3 separate regions of the Homo sapiens genome follow, and regions 1 and 3 are each linked to region 2. Evidence: chromatin loops called from intact Hi-C (ENCODE). Cell type or tissue: heart right ventricle. All regions are shown on one strand. Each heading gives the region's core, and the rest is flanking DNA. Links, peaks and the distances in the headings are about the cores only.

The links. Hi-C counts contacts between places; a loop is a spot of excess contacts. Peaks named below come from ENCODE experiments on the same cell type or tissue, not always from the same donor. Only the 100,000 strongest peaks of a DNase experiment are listed, where the experiment ranks them.
Region 1: it touches region 2 in a loop (6-fold over the local background); 41 of 110 quality-filtered maps call a loop at or near these places.
Region 3: a loop joins it to region 2, with 10 times the contacts of the local background. A loop is called at or near these places in 55 of 110 quality-filtered maps.

The regions. Positions count from the first base shown.
Region 1 is chr4:86,041,728-86,047,040 of GRCh38, reverse strand. The region is part of intron 11 of MAPK10 (mitogen-activated protein kinase 10); the gene reads left to right. Among named protein-coding and RNA genes, the nearest start is that of MAPK10-AS1, 75 kb to the left of the region's middle. In heart right ventricle, for the core only: a CTCF peak has its summit at 2,842 (motif pointing right); no DNase peak of the experiment used is centred there.
Region 2 is chr4:85,144,500-85,149,812 of GRCh38, reverse strand. No RefSeq gene overlaps it. Among named protein-coding and RNA genes, the nearest start is that of WDFY3, 180 kb to the right of the region's middle. In heart right ventricle, for the core only: a CTCF peak has its summit at 2,160 (motif pointing left); a DNase peak (open chromatin) is centred at 2,082; H3K4me3 peaks cover 1,005 bases; H3K27ac peaks cover 1,125 bases.
Region 3 is chr4:85,367,985-85,373,297 of GRCh38, reverse strand. No RefSeq gene overlaps it. Among named protein-coding and RNA genes, the nearest start is that of ARHGAP24, 100 kb to the left of the region's middle. In heart right ventricle, for the core only: a CTCF peak has its summit at 2,658 (motif pointing right); DNase peaks (open chromatin) are centred at 2,707 and 3,343.

The DNA of each region.
Region 1 (5,313 bases), core at 588-4,587, 900 kb before region 2:
AAAAAACTAAAAAGAAAAAATAGAATAGTACTCTGTTACACTCTAGCCTCTTAATCTTTTTTCTCTATGTGTCACTGTTTGACATTATATATCTCTTTTTATTATCTGTCTCATCAACTAGAATTTAAGATGCGTAAAAAGAGAGACAGTGACTCTTTGGGGCACTGCTGTATCCCAACTACCTAGAACACTGTCTGGCCCTTAGTAGTCATATAATCAATATTTGCTGAATGAATGTATCTGTGTTTAGAATTGAAGACACTAAAGCTCAGGATGTTAATGGATGTTAAGCACATTGCCCATGATTGTGTGGCTAATATGTGTATATCAAAAGCTGGAATCTACTTTTTAAAAATTATTTGAGTAATGTCAGACATGTCATAATTTATTTCATCTCTTTACCTGACCAATTTTTCCGAGTTAATATATCGTAGATTTTTGAATGCAAATAATTGTTCTTCATCAATGGTTCATACTTGTTGGATATCTACTATGTACTATATACTGTGCTTCCATTTCTTCTAGATTTTCAATTGTATATCTAGAAAACCCCATTGTCTCAGCCCAAAATCTCAAAATAATAACAGCTATTTATGACAAACCCATAGCAAATATCATACTGAATGGGCAGAAGCTGGAAACATTCCCTTTGAAAACCAGCACAAGACAAGGATGCCCTCTCTCACCACTCCTATTCAACATAGTATTGGAAGTTCTGGCCAGGGCAGTCAGGCAAGAGAAAGAAATAAAGCGTATTCAAATAGGAAGACAGGAAGTCAAATTGTCCCTGTTTGCAGATGACATGATTGCATATTTAGAAAACCCCATCATCTCAGTCCAAAATCTCCTTAAGCTGATAAGCAACTTCAGCAAAGTCTCAGGATACAAAATCAATGTACAAAAATCACAAGCATTCTTATACACGAATAACAGACAAATAGAGAGCAGTGGTTTGTAGTTCTCCTTGAAGAGGTCCTTCACATCCCTTGTAAGTTGGATTCCTAGGTCTTTTATTCTCAATTCTTTGTCCCATGGTCTAGTGAGAAGATAAATAAGTAAATGTTGATGATACGTATTCCAAATTTTAAGCTTATTGTACATTGGAAACACATAAAAATAACCCAGTAATGTGGGTTACAGAAGGCTGCTTGGAGTGATTAATTTTCAAACAGGAACATGAAGGGCTAAAAAAGAAATTATCCAAGTGAAGAAAGGCAAGCAGAAGAAAGGGTATATGCAAAAATCCCAGGGTCAAGAGAGGGTGGAGAGAATTGCAAAGCTTTAAGCTTTCTGAGTGACTTAATGGAGAAGGGTGAGAAATTATTTTGGGCTGGTAAGCAGGGACCAGATAAGGAAGGAGTTCCCAAGCATTGTCATGTACCATGCATGCTATCCTAGGGTGAAGGGAAGCCATTCACTAGGAAGTGGGGCAATAGCATTAGCAGATTTGAAGTTTCAAAGGGCCACTGTCTGCAGTGTGGGACTGGAGTTGAGAAAAGGGAGCTAGAAGGCAGGAGGATAGATCTGTAGTAATCTAAATCACTGTAGACATGGGCAGAATATTCAAGAGATGTTTAGAAGCTAATAATTGACATGAATTGTAAATAATTAAATTTGGAATTTAAGGGAGGTGGAATTCAAAGATGAGTAATATCATATGGTAGAGGGTTAATAAATATGTGTTAAATGAACGAATGAAGAAAGAAAGATTCCTGACCAAGGCACTGGGTGATTGGTGGTGCAATTACTGAAACTTTTCAGTTAAAGAACCATAGAAAATTTTAATTTCCAAGGAGCAGGAAAGAGAAATTTCATTTTCAAGACATGATTACACTTTTTGATGGTGTAGAGCTAATAAATAAATCTGAGAAAACTACAGAACAGAATGAAAAATAGAGAAAACTGAATTCAACTTCTTTGCCAAACCACTGGAGCATTATGTAATTAAGCTTTCTAATTACACTCAGTTCAGATCATAATTAAAATTTGCATTACTAGCTTTCAAAGGTTCCTCTGGTCACCTAATGCTATGATGTCTCTAAGCAACATTAGTGCTTTCCATTTATAACACATTATAATTCCATGCTTTTCGCATTGCAAGTACTTAAGAAAGTTTTGTTGAATTACCTGGTATGATATTTGTTGAACATTTGGAACTAGTTTCTCTTGAATAAAGCAGTAGATGAAAATCTTTCATTGCAAACTGAGTGACTTGCTCAAGGTCACTCATCTTACTAGTGCCAGAGTCAATGGTGCTTCAGTGCTCTTTCCATTGTTCCTTTCAGAAAACCTGTGACGCATTATGAGGCTCAGAGATTCTCCCTGCTCACTTTAGTCTACGGACTGCATTTGATTATGAGACACAAATCTTGTGTCCACTTTGATTACAATTCACAAATTTCTTTGTCCTGTTCTTTAAAATCATAGTATATGATATATCTGTCCAGAAATCATTGTATTCTACCAAGAACTAGATGCCATTAAAGATTGAGAGAAAATCACCTACTTTCTCTAGAATGTTTTCTTTTGCGTCTATACAAATGAAACATAACTAGGCAAATGACAAGACTTGCTTCTCTACTGTATAAGTGGTTAGAGCAGAGGTCTTAATCTTTGCTGCATGTTAGAATCATTTGGGAAGTTTAAAAATATCCTGACACCAAGGCCTCACCCCAGAACAATTAAATCAGAATCTCTGAGGTGGGATCTAGGCAGCAGTATTTTTAAAACTCCCAGATGATTTCAATGTGCAGCCGTAGCTGAACCATAAACTAGAGCAATTTAATTGAAAATGATAAATATGCACACAAAGCACCTCTTAATGTTTTCATTTTTTCTTGCCACAAGGTGGCAGCATCACAATATATTGCACATTCTCGCCCCTCTGAGTGGACGTGGAAATTTGTATCTAGAATCCTGATTAACAGCATTTCAAGAGCCCCGTCAGCTAGAGATAAAGTCGCCTTTTTCCCTGCTGTTCTCTGTTGCTTTGTTTGCCTAATAAAACGTTAAAATATATTTCAATAGGTTGAATTAGTAGGAACTATAAGCCTGGGGTGGAAAAATGCAAAGAACACAGACATTGTATTCAGTTAGATTTGGGTTTAAATATGGCCTCTGCTACTAACTCATAGATTTTTAAATCTTTGTGTGCCTCAGTTGCATACTTGGAATAGGAGGTTTGTCACAAAGACTAAATGAGATAATATATGAAAATCCACTTTCTACGAATGGTAGTAGAATGATGAAGATGTTGAGAAGAAAACATGATAATGCTGTGATGGAGTCATTTACACAAGATCCAGGAAAACCCAGGACACTGTACTCTTTTATTTATAGCCTTTGTTTTCTGCATGTGGGTCTCTTCCTTCTCTGTGTGTGTCCTATGTTTCAGTTTCCAGTGGCAATTACTTCTTACAAATAAACATGTTCTAGTCTCTTTCATTTCAAAGAACAAAGAATCAAAGCAAACCTTTATTTTTAACTACACTTCTACCTTTAGCAATGGAAGTATGACTTATAGCTTTATAGCCAAGTCTCTATAAAACATTAGTCCTTGTTTACTCACAATTACTCCAGTTCACTTTTTAAACATTGACACTGCTTTCTCTAAATTCACCAGTGGCCTCTTAGGTGCCAAGTCCAAAAAAATGGGTATCTCATGTATTTGCCCATTTGAATAAGCTGACAACACCTTCCTTTCTGCACCCCTGCATGTTAATTTCTGTGGTGGCAGCACACCTGTTCTCCTGCAGCCTCCATTGCTCAATGTGGGTTGTTCTCTCTTCCCTTAGAATTGTGCATCTCAGAAATTTTTTCTTTATAGCCCTTATTTCTTTTCTCTCTGGGAGTCTTATCTTCCACCACAGCCTTAATTTTAATTATCATAAATGGCTCAATTCTACACATCGTCCCATAGAGCTGGCCTGAGTTCCAGATGTATAAATCTAACAGTCACTGGAATTGAAATTGGCATTGCAAAATCAACATATTAAATATTAAACTGGCCATATCTCCTCTCTACACCAAATCTATGCTTCCTCCTTCCAATTCATGGCACTACTTTCTATCCAGGTTTTCATCTGGATAATGAGATACCTTGGAGTCTTTTCTTTCTATTCCCTCAGCCCCCTTCACATCCAAGGTGACTGGAAAATTTAATCAATTTGCATTCAAGGTAATTATTAATAGGTAAGGACTTAATACTGCCATTTAGCTCATTGTTTTCTGGTTGTTTTGTAGGTTCTTTGTTCATTTCTTCCCCTCTTTTTTTGTCTTTTTTTTCTGATAAAATAATTTTCTCTGGTGGTATGCTTTGATTCCCTACTTTGTATCTTTTTTGTCTCTACCATAAATTTTTACTTTGTGGTTACCATGAGAATTACAAAAACATCTTATAGTTATAACAAGCTACTTTAAGCTGATAACAACTTTTTGCTTGCATTTTTAAAAAACTATACTTTTACTCCACCATTCCTCCCACATTTAAAATTTTTGATGTCACAATTAACATATTTTTATATTGTGTATCCCTTAACACTTTTTTTTAAAATTTTACTTTAAGTTCTGGGATACATGTGCAGAACGTGCAGGTTTGTTACATAGGTAAATATGTGCCATGGTGGTTTGCTGCACCTATCAACCCAGCTTCTAGGTTTTAAGCCCAGCATGCATTAGGTATGGTCCTAATGCTCTCCCTTCCCTTGCCCCCAACCCTCTGACAGGTCCTGGTGTGTGATGTTCTCCTCCCTGTGTCCATGTGTTCTCATTGTTCAACTCTCACTTATGAGTGAGAACACGCAGTGTTTGGTTTTTTGTTCCTGTGCTAGTTGTTAGTTTGCTGAGGATGATGGCTTCTAGCTTCATCCATATCCCTGCAAAGGACATGAACTCATTCTTTTTTATTGCTGCATAGTATTCCAAGGTGTATATGTGCCACATTTTCTTTATCCAGTCTATCATTGATGGGCATTTGGGTTGGTTCCAAGTATTTGCTATTGTATATAGTGCTGCAATAAACATATGTGTGCATGTGTCTTTAGAACAGAATAATTTAGAATCCTTCGGATATATACCCAGTAATGGGATTGCCGGGTCAAATGGTATTTCTGGTTCTAGATCTTTGAGGAATCACTACATTGTCTTCCACAATTGCTGAACTAATTTACACTCCCAGCAACAGTGTAAAAGCGTTCCTGTTTCTCCACAGCCTCGCCAGCATCTGTTGTTTCCTTTTTAATAATCACCATTGTAACTGGCATGAGATGGTATCTCACTGTGGTTTTGATTTGCACTTCTCCAATGACCAGTGAT
Region 2 (5,313 bases), core at 583-4,582:
AATCTGTACACAACATTGGAAGATGAGCTACCTCTTCCTTTCTCCCCCATCATCACACATTCAGCATCTCTTGTCAGGCTGAAACATGCAGTATGGTCATTTGAAGGGAGCAATGTGTAGAATTAGAAGTCAGAGCGCTGGTGCAGGGTATTTCCCCAATAGTATTTAATGAATCTTATAAAGTCCATTTTCATGACCACATTGACAGACCATGGCAACAGTTTTGTTGGTCTTTATAATTTAGGGCATTTTTTTTGTATGTCACTCAACAATCCTCTGATATGAACAAAAGAGACACTATTCTTTCCTATAAGATAAAAACAAATAAAAAACTGAAGCTTGGATAAACCATATCTATGGTTTACCCAAGATAAAGTCATTAGCCAACAACTTAGGAACAGATCAGAACCAGAATGCTAACTGCCCCCCACCTTCCAATTCAATATTATTTTCTGTAATCTATGTTTTATACAGCTGGCAAATTAAAATAGAGGTATTTTCTCAGTAAAAATTCAGTCCAGGTTTGACAGTTCCCCTTCTAATCTACTGTATGGACTATTTAGCCAACTGTCCTGTGCTAGGAAAGTACTCCCCAGCATGGACAAGGATATAACCCCGTTTGATTTCATTTATATCCCAAAGTGGAGTTAAATAAACAGAAAGACATGATCTACATTAATGAAAAAAGATAGATGGAAATTTTTTGTGTGTTTTAGAGCCACTTAAATGTTGCCAGTCTCAAATTATCTGTACAAGATTTAAAGTATGGAGTTGAAAAACATAACAACAGTGAAAAAAATCGGAATATACTGACTCCTCCCCTTCTCCCACCACCAATAACTACCTAACTTACAAAACTGCTCCTAAAGATAATCATACAAACAAGCTATAAACGCTGAATTAACACCGAAAATTAAAGTAGGGTAAGACAGAGAATAAAAAGATACTCTCTGACATGACTTCTTAAAGTTGTAATTAGACATATGTGAGTGTGTGAAATACACACACCACACACACACACCCCATGCACCACCCCAGTGACCAAATTCTTGTTTAATCATCAAGTACAACCCAGACTTGATTAGTTACCTAGGGTAGAGGAAACTCAAAAGACTTGAGGAGCTAGACTCTTTCAGATAATTTTGTCTGAAACTTTTTAGTGTTCCTTTCACTAAGGGAAGACAAATCAGAAACCCTTTTCCCCAACTCTTATATTTTTGAAGTAATACGTAGTAGGACAAAAATCTCTCAGGAAGCTAACTCTTCTATCAGGGATCAAAAATGAGAACATCCAGGTTTTGTATAATTCACATCTATTACACAACTAGGATTCTTTATGTCTCCCATATATTTATTCCTCTCACTCAACTACTGACAATCTTCTTTCATCTCATTACCTCATGGTCAGCTGAAAAGACAATGGTTAATTTGCAGAAATATTTTGACTCGACCCATGCTGACTATGTTTCATCCTTAGATAATTGCCTCCACAAAGATGCACTTGCCATTGAGTATGAGCTATAGACTAAAGGCCGTTATTCATAATTGAGGTTGACGCTTAACACAACCTCTCACCAACATAACATTTACTTTACACTCAGAGTAACAAAAAGGAAGGTCACAGGCTTAGTTTACCTGCACCTCAGCCACCTGAATATATTTGTGACCTTTGATTCACTGAAACATTATTTTTCAGAGAGCAAAATCATACAAAATGATCTTCATTTTCACTAACCCTTATAATTAAAAACTACCAAAGACAGAATAATATCCTTATACCAAACTTAAAACAACAGAAGTCTAGCAAAAACACAGCACACGTATTAAAGCCAGCTTATATCTCATAAGAAAGTCATTTACCCTCACAATTTTGTTTAGTAAGAAATATTGACAATTTTTTCCTAATAGAATGGGTATGAACCTTTACTGAAATAAAAGACTAGGATTTTATTTGAATCAACTTTTGTAGCTTACCTAAGCTATTCCTATTTACTTCCTACATAAGCGAAAGAAAATGAATAAATTGTATCCGGATACTCACAGCAGAGATCTCAGTTCTAGTCCCTAACATCAGACGTCGCGGCTGCAGACTGAAAATGTTACTGTAAGGAAGTACTTGTATTTTTCTAGCAAAGTAGCACCCTCTAGTGGCTTTTCAAAAATATGAAGGAGTACACGCCAAACGTGACATAATTTGTTTACTATCAAATTATGCAGTGTCAAAACACTCAGGTGAGAACAAAACCTTGCCCTTGGCATAACGGGAAGCATATTCCAACCTTGTTCTGTGTTGTTCTAGGGAGGCAAAGATGGTTAATCATCCTATTGCACATCTACAGTGTGCCTCTGAGAAAAATATGCCCTTCCCTGATAATAGTTTATTATTTTTCCATTATTAGTATTATGGTGCTATTACTATCATTATTGCTATTAATATTAATAGAAAATTACCATTTACTGAGTATTTACTACATGCCAGAAAATGTATTCATTGTTTTACATTCTTTACCCCATTTAAAATTCACTATGAGTATATAACCTAGTCTTTATCCTCATCTGGTTTTATTGATTAAATAGTCGAGGCCCATATGTGTAGTATGAGTTGCCTAAGAGAATAAGAAAAACTAAGATTCAAACATATCTTTATAAATTTGCAAGAACTCTCACAAGCCTGATTTCAACAAGCAGAAATTATCAATAGTTTTTACATGTATCCAGCCTCAAAGTATAAATCCAAAGAAATAATTCAATAACAATGAAATTAACTGGAAAATTTTAGCTAACACTTAGTTAAAATTTTAATTTAAGTTTGGGTTATAAATACAACCATTTCCCATAGTAAGTAAAAGTTAAATACCGATTCTTAGACAGCAAGGCAATAGTCTCTAGGAAGCCAGTTTAGTTCCCCCTGGCTCAGTCATGGTATTTTATTAAAATCGAGAGAGGTATATTTGTTCAGGTAGGCATTCAACAGACATTCATTGAATGCCTCTAGGAACTCTAGTTTTGATTGCCAGTGATCCAAGACCTTTGCACAAAGCAAGTGCTGTGTGAATACCAAGGAAGACCCCTGAGCTAAAAAGTATATATTTTTTATGGCTTCAAAATGTATATATTCCATTTTAAATGTCATTTGTCTGATCCCAGCAAATAAACACTTTTGATATTTACATAAGGTTTGAAGGAACTTAGAGACACAAACAGAAAAGAATATTTATTAAGTATCTGCCAGGTGCTAGTTAGTAGTCTATGCCCTTTACATATATCACTATGGCAGAGACTGCTAACTGTTCACCAACCATTTCCTCTTCTTATTAAGCACATAGCCAGACTACATTTACAGCCAACATTGACTCAAGTATGACCATGTAACGGGATTCTAATCAGAATCCAGTACTGTGAGCAAAAGCAATGTGTACCACTTCCATGCATCGCCCATGACAAACCTCCCTTTCAGGATCTTTCATGTTCTTTTGCCCTTCTGGATGACTGGAATGGATATATCCCACAGGCAACCTTGGAAGCCACATACTGCAGACAGCAGAGCCACAAGATGGAAAGAGGCAGCTTCGTCTCTGAGTCACTGTTTGGAATAAATGTACCTGACAATTAAGAGCATCTGTTTTGTAGTTTAGGTAAGAAGTAAACTTCCATAAATTTTGAGTTATTATATAGTTTTGCATTTGACTATTGGTTACAACAATAAGAATTACATTAATGCGATGATCTCATTTAATCTTCACAGCAAACTTAATAAGTTTATTGTAGGCTTATCCCTCATTTCACAGATTAAAAAAGTGAGGTATAAATAGTTTAATAACTAGCCCAAGTATTCACAACTAGTGGAATTCAAAGCTTGATCAAACCCAGATCTACCTTACTCCAAAATACATGCTCTTTTCTCTTTCTTATGCCAACAGTCCATCCTGTTGCCTCTTTTTTCTAGCAATCTTGCCACCTCAGCCCCTCAAGTAGCTGGGACTACAGACATGTTGCCTGGCTAATTGTTTAAAAATTTTTTAGTGATGGGATCTCACTATATTGCCCAGGCTGATCTTGAACTGGCCTCAAGCAATCCTCCTGCTTTGGCCTGCCAAAGTGCTGGGATTACAGGTGTGAGCCATCATACACAGCCCCACTGCTTATGAAACTAGCATGTTCCTTTGTATTAGTCAACTAATACATTGCTATAACAAATGACCCCCAAATCTGAGCTGTCTATTTTTATTTATTATTTCTCATTAATGCCTGTCAGCCTCAATTCACATTAATTCACACTGAAAGTCTTCTTCATCCTGGTACCCAAACTGAAGCAGCAGCCCTTATTTTTATCACATGGCAGAGGAAGGAGAATAATGAGAGAACTACATGATGGTTCTTAAAGCTTCTATCAGAAAGTAGTCCATGTTACCTCCACTCACATTTCATTGGCCTAGCAAGTCATTTGACCAAATCTGATATCAACAGAGCCAGGAAGCATAATCCTCTTACAGAAGAGTGGAAAAATAATTTAGAAAAAGAGTATGTTCAACCATACCTTCACTCTTGGAAACTAAAAGTTAAGAGAAATGTTATGAGAAAGTTAGAAACAATTAAGAGAAAATAAGTTGTGATCAAACTATTAAAAAGAGTAAGAGAGGCAAAATATCAACGAGATGATATGTTCTCCTTTAATCACCAGCAAAAAAAAGTAATAAAGCTAAGAATTAAAAGATATGACACGAATCCAACTTACACACCTGAACAGAAGTTAGATTTCTGAGTCATCTCAATGGCTGCTTAAAACACACACACACACACACACACACACACACACACACATACACTCTCTTAGCTATTTTAAACTATATGTCGTAGACTAACTCAATGTCAACAAAGAGAATATGGTATTAAATACACAAAACAAGTAGCCAAAGATGTGTTTGGCAATTAAGAAATACCAATGAGAATGGGAAAATGAGATAAAAAGTACACAACTTTCCTTATAAAGCCACAGACAAGCACATATGAGTTCAGTTCTGGCAGATGACATTCGCTAGTCATTTCTTTATCTCACAGATCTAGACCTACTTCTTTTAAGTATGGTCAATCTGTCTCGGGTTATAAGTGGCTTTATTAAATCAGACATATTGATCCAAATCTTTCATCTCAAATCTTTAAAATATTTGATGCAATTTGCAGGCAATAATAGCCAGTCAAACACAGAAGAGGCATTGTCTAATTCTGATTAACTCATCTCTGTTGCCTTATAAAACAAGTTGATCTGAGCATCACTATCTTCTCTGAAATCATCTTGCTTATTCTAGTTGCACT
Region 3 (5,313 bases), core at 588-4,587, 220 kb before region 2:
CAGAGAATTATAAATGTCCCTGGGTAAAAAATGAGAAGCACTTGACAGTACTGGTATTATTTAACACCCAGCGACCGCCAGAAGTGAGCAGGGCATCATCCACAACAATGCAGTCACATGCCAAAGCTGTGTCAGCTGCTGTGGTGAGCAGGAGCCCTTAAATTTCATCAGTAATGCTATCTGTCAATCTGGATTCAATAGCAGTTTAAATTCTGGTGACTGTTTAGGAACGCTCTGCTACACTATTTCACCACTACACTACTGCCATAAAGCAAACCTAGCGATCAAAAATGCTTGATTGATTATGGGCCCATTAAGGATATCTTCACTTTGATTCATGAAACATGCATTCTGTGCACTGGAGGAAGAAAAGCTCAAGTCACAATTTGCAAATTTACAAGTCAGTGTATTGCCTCCTTTTCCCCATCGCACCCCACTCCATTCAAACTGCAGTATTTTGAAGGAGTGTAAAAAAGTTATTTCTTTTATTAAAAGAGCTGTCGGAAGAGCAGATACATAAATGTGGGTGAATAAGTCACAGGATATTTACCCTTATTAAATTTTCATTCCTTACACTCATCTGTACCCCAGGTATGCCATGCAATGCTGGCTCTTCTTTCCCTAGAAAAGTCAAGAATAGTGGTATCAGGCATTTGTACTCCTTGTTTCTATGCAACAAGAAGACTCAGCAAATGTGTGTGAATGATAAAGCACAATGTAGAGAGCTTAGCACAAGAAAGATGAAATAACAGAGCACTAAGAATAAAGGAAATGATGTATTTAAGCATAATGATGCTAATATGCACCCTTTAATGAGAGAGAGAGAGAGAGAGAGAGAGAGAGAGAGAGAAAGAGAGAAAAGGTGTATGCTTAAGAATCCCTTCTAGAATTCCAGAGAAACACAGAGAATTCCAGATGTGTAATTTCTGTGTGATCATGTTCTGTGTGATAATGAAGTCCTCAAGTGGGAGGTGGGGAATCTTCCTTCATTCATGTTACATCTTTCTCCAGAACTAGCATGTCTCAGCCAAAATATAGCTGTATATGATACCCTAACACAATCCAGACAGGTATATCACTTTTCCTTTTTTATTTTATTTTTTGAATTTCAACTTTCATTTTAGGTTCAGGGGGCACATGTACAGGCTTGTTAATATGGTATATTGTGTGATACTGAGGTTGAGAGTACAATTGATCCCATCACCCAGGTACCAAGCATAGTACTCAGTAGTTACTCCTTCAACCCTCCCTCCCCACTCTATTAGTCCCCAGTGTCTATTGTTGCCATCTTTATGTCCATAAGTACGCAATGTTTAGCTCCTCATTTAGTTTTCTGCTTCTGCATTAGTTCATTTAGAATAATGGCTTCCAGCTACAGCCATGTTGCTGCAAGGGACATGATTTTATTCTTTTTATGGCTGTGTAGTATTCCATGGTGTATATGTACCACATTTTCTTTTTCCAATCCACTGTTGTTGGGCACCTAGGTTGATTCCATGTCTTTGTTATTGTGAAGAGTTCTGGTATGCCCCTTTTAAACAGTGCTTCAAAAGAAGCAAAATAAAAGCCTTTCATCCATTATACTTTTCTCTATCTGAAATACATTATTTTTGATGCATAGTTCTACTAGTATTTTCTAGTTGATCCTTTTTAATTCTTAAGATAAAATTTTGCAATTGGATTTCTAAAAAATCACTACAGAAAGGTAACACAAAGTTTTGGTAAGTGGCCCACTAGTGACAATAAGTTTACACTGAGCCCCATTCACATTACATTCTGCACTGCTTTGGTGGAGAAAACTATGAAAACATTTATATATACACATAGATTTTTCTATAATGTTTAATTCTCTTTAACATGTGTTTGGATTCAATGACTATTGTGCATGCTCAAGGTCAATTTGTATATTTTATTTATATCAAGTTCAAAATTATGTAGATCCCATTCAGACTCTGGATCATACTTAAATGATGGCATTTTGAATGGTGCTACTAGTTCATAAACTAGCTCGAGTTTAGATTAACTTTTTTTCAGGGTTGTATACAATATGTTAACAGAGACCAAAAAAGTGATGACAAGGGAAGTAATAGAGTGTTTGAAAAAATAAATACCAAAGACAATCACTTCAAGGAAATCCTTGCATTTAGGTAACTTATGGTGTGTTTAGACAAGTGACATATTTGGATTGTTTGATGGATTGTTTGATGTTACAGTTTAGCAAGGGGATAAAGCAGAAAGTAATTCAGCCATAGTCAGGCAGAATGCTTTTCTAGTCTACTAGAAAGCTCTCGACATGGCAGAAATGATGAGTTTCGTGGCTTTTTGAAATTTTTTCAAAGCATATTCATATATATTATCATATTTTATTCTCACCACCATACTATGAAGTCAGCACAACAGTTACTTTCACTACATGTGGTAGGAGAAATTGAGGCAAAGATTCGTCTAGAACCATATTAACTCTCTTGGTCCCTTGATGTGAGAGATTGGGATAAGGTCATTTTGTGACTCCTAGCAATGTGAGGACCAATGTGGTTAGTACCCTGGGGCAGAATTTCTCAACTCAGCACTGTTGACATTTTGGGCTGCATAATTCTTTGCTTTGTGGGGGCTGTCCTATGTACTGTAGGATGTTTAGCAGCATCTCTGTCCTGTACCCACTAGATGGCAGTAGCACCTCCCTCAGCTGTGACAACCATAAATGTCTCCACACATTGCCAAATGTCCCCTGGGGGACAAAACTGCCCCCAGTTCAGAACCACTGAACTGGAAACAACTTCAAAGAATTTACATGACTCCCCTGCTCTCGGTAGCCAAGGAAGCCGACTGGCTTGGAGACATTTACCACCTACAGTATATGAGGATCTGAGGAGATTGCCTTTAGGCATAACACAGAGTTTTTGAAGCACCATTCTTCCTTTCAGCCTTTTCCTCTCATCAGGCACAAGAAATTCAACATCACTTACTGTAAGATTGTTGACACCCGGTCATCATCCAATGTACCTTGTCTGTGAGAGAAATCATCTTGAATCTGAGAGTGCTGAGCCACTGGGCTAGCAGGCTGAGCACCAAAACTCAGGACTGACTGTCATGAACAGGAGCATCTAGCTGAGGTTGCAAAAAAGGACTGAAATAAAACCCTCACTCCAAAGTCAAGGTGTGAGACCTAGCACAGTGGTATGTCCCTCAAGGACTTTCCCGATACCTAAAGGTATAATTTAGGCCAGCAGTGCTACTGGGACATGGTCAAAGGACGAGGAAAGAGAGGAAGTGAGAAATGAGGATTCCAGGGGAATGTCAACACTACCACCATTTGGCATGGATGACACCATGGACCCAGTAGTCTCCTTGGGAAAGTCAACTTCAGGTACAGTCACCCTACATATGGGTCACCTGCTGGGCACTGGGAGTCCTGCAGCAAGAGGCTGTGTGATGAACTGACTGGAATAAAGTGGAGCCGAATGAAAGGATTTAGCATAGAGAGAATTATTAGGGGTGAAACCCCCGAACCAGAACTAATGGAAGAACTAACAAATCGTTAGCAGAGAAAAATGGGATAGAAACCTTATCATCACCGACAGTCAACTCAACATACACAGTCTTATAAGAAATTATCTTCTTCTGTCTCTTCCCTGCCCCCGAACTAAAGATTGCATATACAAGGGATAAGAGGGCCCCTCCACTCCAAGATACTAGAACCATAAGTCCACCTGTGGTCAAGCCAGAAAGCATTTTAAATTAAATATAAAATAACAATTTTAAATAAACAGGATTATATTTCAAAGCTAGGATAAGACTGTTTTAATAGTTAAATGTAACTGAAAATGGTAGTTAGACTAAGATGCCATTGGGGAGCCTGCCACCCAGAGGAAAAGGTTTTGGTAGAACACTGTTCTTAACCATTTTGGAGAAAATAAACCATCTCATGTTTATATCTCGTGAGCTCAGTGGCCAAAACCAACCAGTTACACTGAAAAACTAATTCTTAAACACAGATGCATTTATTTCTTCCTAAGAAATTGGTCTTTCTGTTCTCACTTTTATTCTCAAGGACAATTAGTCAAAATCACCTAAATAGGCAAAGCTTTTTATCTGTCATTGAAACGCTGTATGTTTCTTTCTTGTCAACAACAAGAAAATAGGAACTCCCATAAGGCACTTATTTCCTCTTCTTTAATGAGACAAGGCCTTAGCAACCACCTGACAAAGAAGCTCATTTTTTTAAGCAACTTCAGCTTCTCTCTAATTCCCTGTAGTTCTGCTGCAGAAAGTAACTCTAACAACCAGCATTGCAAATCTTAGAATTTTATTCACTCTGATCCTCCTTGCTAGTGCCATCATTGACAGGTGTTTGCCATACAGGGTGGAAGTTTCTCCTAATGTCAGGAAAATTCTTGACATCCTAAAAACTTAGATAGATAGAACATTTCTATTTCTTTTGCCCCTCTCCCTATTTTCTTATTTGTAAAGGGAAACAAAGGTATTTACTACTCTGAATGAAAACAAAAAGCAGACAGGAGCTTTCGAGTTCAATCAAAGGCTCTAGGGGTATAAACACAAGAATAGTGTCTTTCTCAGCCCCAGAATCACAATAGTCTGTAAATATCCCCCTTCTTAAACAGGGCTCCCAAATAGTTCTTTTTTGTTTGTTTGTTTCTTCACGCAGACATTGACCAAATCATTTAGTTATCTCCTTACTTATTCTTATCTGCATGACACATATTCTGTTCATTGCCCATGCAATGTTCCTTCCCTACTGCCTTAGAAAGACAATCCCAATTTTGTTTGGGGTGGCTAGAAACTCAGCTGAAAGATAGTATTTCCCAGTATCCCTTGTAGTCAAAGTGACCATGTGACCTGGTCCTGGCCAATGAGCTATAATCATGTTAGGTGGGAGTTCCAGGAAAGCCCTTTTAAGACAGGACAAATAGCTACTTTCTCCTTCCCGTTTCTTACAGCTCCAAAAGCAATTTAGACAATCAGCGACCTTGAGGGTTAGAAGCCAGTGTTAAAGGTGAAAAGGCAGACCCAGAGTAAAAGCCTGGGTTTCTGAAAACAGAATCATATCAGTTCACAACTGCTGACCCTTTATGCATGTATCCGTTAACTGTTATTAGGGAGTTTCTGTTATATACAACTGAACCTACTTATAACTTACACTGAAGGAGCCCAGGGAATTTCACCCCAAGATACCATGGTATGCTGATAATTTAAAATTAATGGCCTGTGAAGGTCAGCAGATGCTGGAAGAGGCTTATCTCTGATAGTCCCCTTATTTACCTTAAGAGTGGACCAGCCAAAGAGAACACAATA